Regions from separate parts of the Homo sapiens genome. Here region 2 is linked to region 1. Evidence: read pairs that join two places in POLR2A ChIA-PET (ENCODE). Cell type or tissue: K562. All regions are shown on one strand. Links, peaks and the distances in the headings refer to the core of each region. The heading gives the core; the rest is flanking DNA. Region 1 has its middle 11 kb from the start of ADGRV1. Region 2 overlaps ARRDC3 (arrestin domain containing 3).

The links. Peaks named below come from ENCODE experiments on the same cell type or tissue, not always from the same donor. Only the 100,000 strongest peaks of a DNase experiment are listed, where the experiment ranks them.
Region 2: POLR2A ChIA-PET joins it to region 1 with 5 read pairs; 4 of 35 experiments call an interaction of 5 or more read pairs at or near these places.

The regions. Positions count from the first base shown.
Region 1 is chr5:90,546,776-90,549,704 of GRCh38, reverse strand. No RefSeq gene overlaps it. Among named protein-coding and RNA genes, the nearest start is that of ADGRV1, 11 kb to the left of the region's middle. In K562, for the core only: no CTCF peak of the experiment used is centred there; a DNase peak (open chromatin) is centred at 1,344.
Region 2 is chr5:91,370,018-91,372,927 of GRCh38, reverse strand. ARRDC3 (arrestin domain containing 3) reads left to right here. Exons shown (of 8, transcript NM_020801.4): 8 at 1,472-2,910. The coding sequence ends at 1,528. Among named protein-coding and RNA genes, the nearest start is that of ARRDC3-AS1, 8.9 kb to the left of the region's middle. In K562, for the core only: no CTCF peak of the experiment used is centred there; no DNase peak of the experiment used is centred there.

The DNA.
Region 1 (2,929 bases), core at 134-2,633:
ATATGTATACATGTGCCATGTTGGTGCACTGCACCCATTAACTCTTCATTTAACATTAGGTATATCTCCTAATGCTATCTAAATTTTTATACTCTCATGAAATGTTCTAAAATTAATAAGTAAAATACAAATGATAAATTAAGTATTATCTTCATGTTCTACTGCAAATATTTTAAATCTTTACCTTCCTAAGTTAAAAATGTTTTTTTCAAGAAGTCTATTTATAGAACATGATGTCTGAGACTTTGTGATATCAGTCACTAGTATGGTTTCTATTTCTAAAGCCATAGAATAGCAAAAATAAAAACATTTAATATGGTTAGGTCCAGATGATGTCAAGAGATCATATAGTGTAGATAGGTGGAGTGAACTTAGATTAATTTATTAACCTTTCACATTTTAGTTTCCTTATCTGCAAAATAGAGAGTCTCCTAGGACTCATTGCTCAGGCTTGTGTGTGGATTGAATGAGATAGTGAAGTCTGCTACATAGTGAGATTTTAATAACTGACAAACAGAAAAACAGCAAAATAAAACAAAACAGTTATTGCCTACTCTAGTTGTATTTTAGCTGCAATTGAGACAGTTTTTCTTCTCAGTTAACCAATTCAATATTGAAAAAACTACAGTGTTAATTATACATAAATAAAGTTAACAAATACATAATCGCATATATAATAGCAATTTCCCACTAAAAGTTTTAAAATAACATCTTTTCATTGATGTGAATTGCTCCTGCTTTTAATATATCTTGATATACTTTATACTAATAAAGAAAAGAACACATATGTAATTCCTAAGTAGCTCCATCAAATGAATATTAAGATCAAGTAATATCCAAGTATACATATTACTTTCCGACATTTATTTCCTTACAAATCTAAATATATGCAGCAGTAATAGTATGTGATTACACATATTGTATTTTTTTTTTACTGGCCACATGTAATACTTTATTACATTATTCAGTAAAAGACGAATTGAGTAGAATTTATGTCCTATGGGAAATATTTTAAATCTGTATTTCCAAGCTAAAAATATTTTATCCTACAAAGTATGTTTACAAAACATTTACAGAGAATGCTGTCTGAGACTTTAAAATCAATAATAGTTTCTATTTCTTAGCAAGAAGCACATCTCAGAGCAGTTTTTCTCACATTTTAAAAGGAATTCCTCCATAAATCAAACATAAATGTATATCCAGTTTTTAACTTTTTGAGAACAGCTAATTAAATCTGTTTTTCACCCCCAGTTGCCTCTGGTTTAGGCACGCTGTGTGTGGCACTTCCCATGGTTTGTCATTTTGCTTTAATGGCAGGGGGAGGAAGCCAGCCAGGCTCAGTAAGCACGCTGCATATCAAAATGTCGCCATGGCAGCGTTTGTCCACTTGTCAGAGTCCTTCTGAAATGACTCAGCCATTCATTTTGTTGAATCAATATTGAAGCTTTTGAGATTTATTACTTGAGGTTTGGGAGGAGACAAGGCAAACAAATCCTTCATTCCTAACTTCGAGTTCCAGTTGAGCCAAGATTATTATTTCTGTCTACACTTTATTTATGAGGATAGAATATAAGGTTTCCACTCCTTGCATAATTATCTTATAATAAGCTTGCATTTACATTCCAGAGACTACAGTAAAAAAGAATTTAAATTTTCCAGAAATATTCTGTGGGCTGTGGTAAACTTATCCAACGATGAGTTCAAACAGTTAATTTCCTGGGAGGTATGTGAGGGGGGGATGGAGATGAGGGGACGGTATAAATCTTTTGGTACAAAATCTTTAAATCTATGATATAAAACATATTAAATTCCACTTCTATATATAACGTATCTTGAAACAGAAGTAACAAGAAGCATGTTATCTACCAAACCTTTCTATTTATTAATAATCACTTCCATGCATTAATGCCTTCACCATTCAACAAATTTAAAATTATAAAACTGACCCTTTCTATTGCAAAATACTGAGAATTCTTCAAATACGTTTTTATAATCACGTAAGTTTCTAGTAGATTGGGTCACAAAATGAGACTGTTTTCTCAATTCAAGGATTCACTGTGTACATTTTCAGCCCTCAGTGGCTTATGTCCAGTGCAGAGCTCATCAGTACTGTCCAAAGATGAAATTATGAGAAATTTTTAAGACTATAATGCTGCCTGACAAGACCCTGAAGTGCCTTTGAAGCTTCATTGACAGATAGAGTCAGGCTAAAGTGAAAGAGGGCAAGTTTCTCTTCAATATTCCTCTTTCAGATCCCTTCCCATGGGTGGGGAGTCTCTCACTAAACATCCAGTCCTACATGGATATGCACAGGATGCTGCAATCCAATTATCCTAAGTGGGGCGAGTCTACACCAGATAACCTGATGAAGTCATCTGTGTTGGGATATAGGAAAAGTTCTCCCAGAGCCCCCAAGCTCAACCAAGGACTTCTTCAGTCTGAAGTAATGTTTGTTTTACCAGTGGCTGCAAGCAAACAAAGACACTACAAACAAAGCTCCCACTGTCTATTCCCTCATGGGTGGGAAAACCAAGCCCAGTGAGAAAAGAGGGTTGACTTATGGTGTGTCTGGAGATTGTGCAAGGTCTTGCAAAGTTTACATCTTATGTGTGGATGCCTGGTCCACTTGACACAAACATCTCTGCCAACAGTTTTAGACTTGAAGTTAGGAGTGCTCTACCTTTCAAATCATATTGAAATGCATATACATATTCTACAAAGATTTAATACTTTGTGACTTGTAAATGTCAGGTCATATCAGAAAACTTACACTGAAATTGTCTCACTTTTCAGAAAACAAAAATTCTTTTCAAGTTTTCTTTTTTTTTTTTTTGTAGGGTTCTGAAAAAAGGTTGAGATTGTGTTTCAAAGAGTACCATGAAGAAACACACAGTTTTAGCATTGCATTAGAGCAATCTCACATGGAATA
Region 2 (2,910 bases), core at 411-2,910, 820 kb before region 1:
ATTTCAGGATATTTCAGAGTGACTTTAGCCACTAGTACACATTTTTAAGGGGTTTTGGAGTTGGTTTTGATACCAAAATAATTCTGTAAATTACTAGAATCAGCTTTTTCTTTTGGTTACTGTAATTTACATAGCTGTTTTACTCTGAAATATTACTCCCAAATTAAACATTAGGGGATTGTTCATCATATTTCTCTTTTTTTTTATTAACACCATAACTGGAAGGGTCAGTTTTCCTTTGGTTGTGATGATATGAGATCTTCTTCATTCATTGATTATAGAATATTCAGAATTATTGATGAGACATAATTTTTTCTATTTATTTTCTAATACATACAATTTCTATTAGATGCTAAAAGTGTTCTGCCACTTGTTACAGATTTTGTCATTACATTTTTACTTGGACATTTCTGTCTTGCTTATTAAGTCAGTCATTTCTGGCTTGATTTGAGGCTTCCTGGCTGTCCAAGGAGGCATTTTAAAAAGAATGACAATCTAAGTATAGTTCACTTTTAAGCAATTTGTGGGAAAATTCTGCCTCCTTTTAAAAAGCACTAAAGATAATTTACAACTTTTAAAACCCTAAAATATGTTCAGGGTGTGATTTAACTAAAAGTTATTTGGCTTTTTTCCTTCAAAAATGTGTTTTACCTAAAGCTTCTGAGGCAATTTGGGTTGTTCCACATTTAGATGCAAGTGGATGGGGTCTCGTCCAAAAGCTCTTTCAGTAAAAAATATATTAAACCCAACAATTTGCTTTTCTATGACCATTCTCTTTGTACTTGAGAAGCAACTTTTCATTAAAAATATGTGCATATAAAAGTCACTCTGAAGATAAAGAAGGTGGGAGGAAACCTCTTGAGTGTTTTGGGTTCAGCAGTTTTATTTCCTGATACACTGCGTTTTTGGCCCTCTGTGGGATTTTACACCCATGAGTTATTACCTCACATAAGCACATTGTTCATGTGAGTAAACAAATTGTTTGCACATTGTATAAACAAAGAGCATTGTTTATACGATTTCATTTTTCCAAAGTCAGAGGAAGCGATGAGTTAACTTTTTTGTAGAAGGATGAAAGGGGTGCTTTACAAAAGAAGATGATTGCTATGAAGATATTCTACGTTGTGTATTTAGGTCTTAATTAAGTACTACTAAAGTACTGAGTAAAAGTCTTCATTCACTGATAAAATTTTACTGTTAATTTTTGTGAAATAGGGGACTATTCAGACATGCCTTTATAAAGCTTGTTAATCTAGTAATTAAATATCAGGTACTGTAGGTACCAACACCCTTTCCTCCCCACATAGCATTTCACGTATGAAAAGAGAATAATTGGATATAATATGCTAACAAGCTGTGTTTGCTCTCTGATTACATTTCTTGACTAGTATTCAGAATTGTAGTCATTTGCTACATTCTTCCTAGACCTCATGAAATAACTCTGTAAACTTTTTTTCTCATTTCTTTCTAGATTGATCCAAATCCTGATCAGTCAGCAGATGATAGACCATCCTGCCCCTCTCGTTGAAGGAACACTTGGTTGAATCAAGTTGATGTGGGTTCCGAACTGTATCTCTTCCGGCTGAGGACAGAGAAGTATCTTGGAGACACGTTTCAGAGGAAGTGGAATTACTTTTGCCCAGAAAAATGGCGAATACATGAAACAACCAGTGATCATGCTTTAGAAGCCTACAGCAACATTCTGAGACTGCTCCAACATGCTTGAAGATCTAAGCTTTTCTCTTTTAAAACTGGCACATACTCAGAGCAGTCTTCTTAGCCTATGGTCGTACGTGTCAAGACATCACGTTGTAAAGAGGGATGATTTCCTTCTTTTGATTTGAAAATTTGCACATGCTCAATGCTTACATTGTGCGGTTCGACGTCACTACAGCTTCTTTTTTTTTTTTTTTTTTTTTCTATTTTTGCCAGACTCTTGATACTCTTAAAACTTGTTTGTGGTCAGCACAACAAGGAACAAAACAAAGCTTTGAAAAAACTTTAACATGAAAAAACGCACTGACATTTTTTTTTATTTAATATAGCCTGGACTTTACCTGCGTATGCACATGCTCAGAATTGTCTACTAGGCTGACTATGTATCACCTCTTCAGCTTGGATCCAATTGTGGATTTATTTACAAACATCAAATGCCTTCAAGCCAATCCTTTTTGCTGTATGTTTTGCAGCCTACTGTAGTAGATACGCAACAGATAATGTGGGAAAAAAAGAGATAAGAGGAGGAAGCTAATAAGAGACTGTCAAGATTGTATACCTTCTTGGTTTCTTTTAAGAATTTGTTGCCTTTCTACTATTACAGCAAAGCAGCATTTTGTTACTGACTGCCTAAAATCACTTAATCTCAGGTGAACGCATCACTTGCCAAACTGTTGGAATGCTATTTGTGTTTTGTTGCACTGTTTTTTTCGTTTGTTTGTTTGTTTATTTGGTTGGCTTTTTGGAGAGGGAAATTTGGAAACGGGACATACACAAAAGTTACACACCCACATTCCCTTTTTATCATGACATACAAGAAGAAACTAGCAGAGCTAAGAATGGAGTGAAGAAAGGCAGTATGGCAGGCACCAGCAAAGAGTTGAGGGCTGTTGCTCTTAAAAATTATTTTTTTTATTATTATTTTGAAAGTATGGAAGTTTTCCATTCACTGGGGAAAGGAGGGAAAAGTGCATTTATTTTTATACAGAGTTACTTAATTACCTCCAAAACACATATGTTGGAAATCGCTTTTGCTGGTGCAAAGTATATTAATGAGCAGGAATACATACATTGAGGTTATGAATAGAGAGCTCAATTTGTACCTTTGCTGTCTTGCTCAAGCTTGGTATGGCATGAAAACTCGACTTTATTCCAAAAGTAACTTCAAAATTTAAAATACTAGAACGTTTGCTG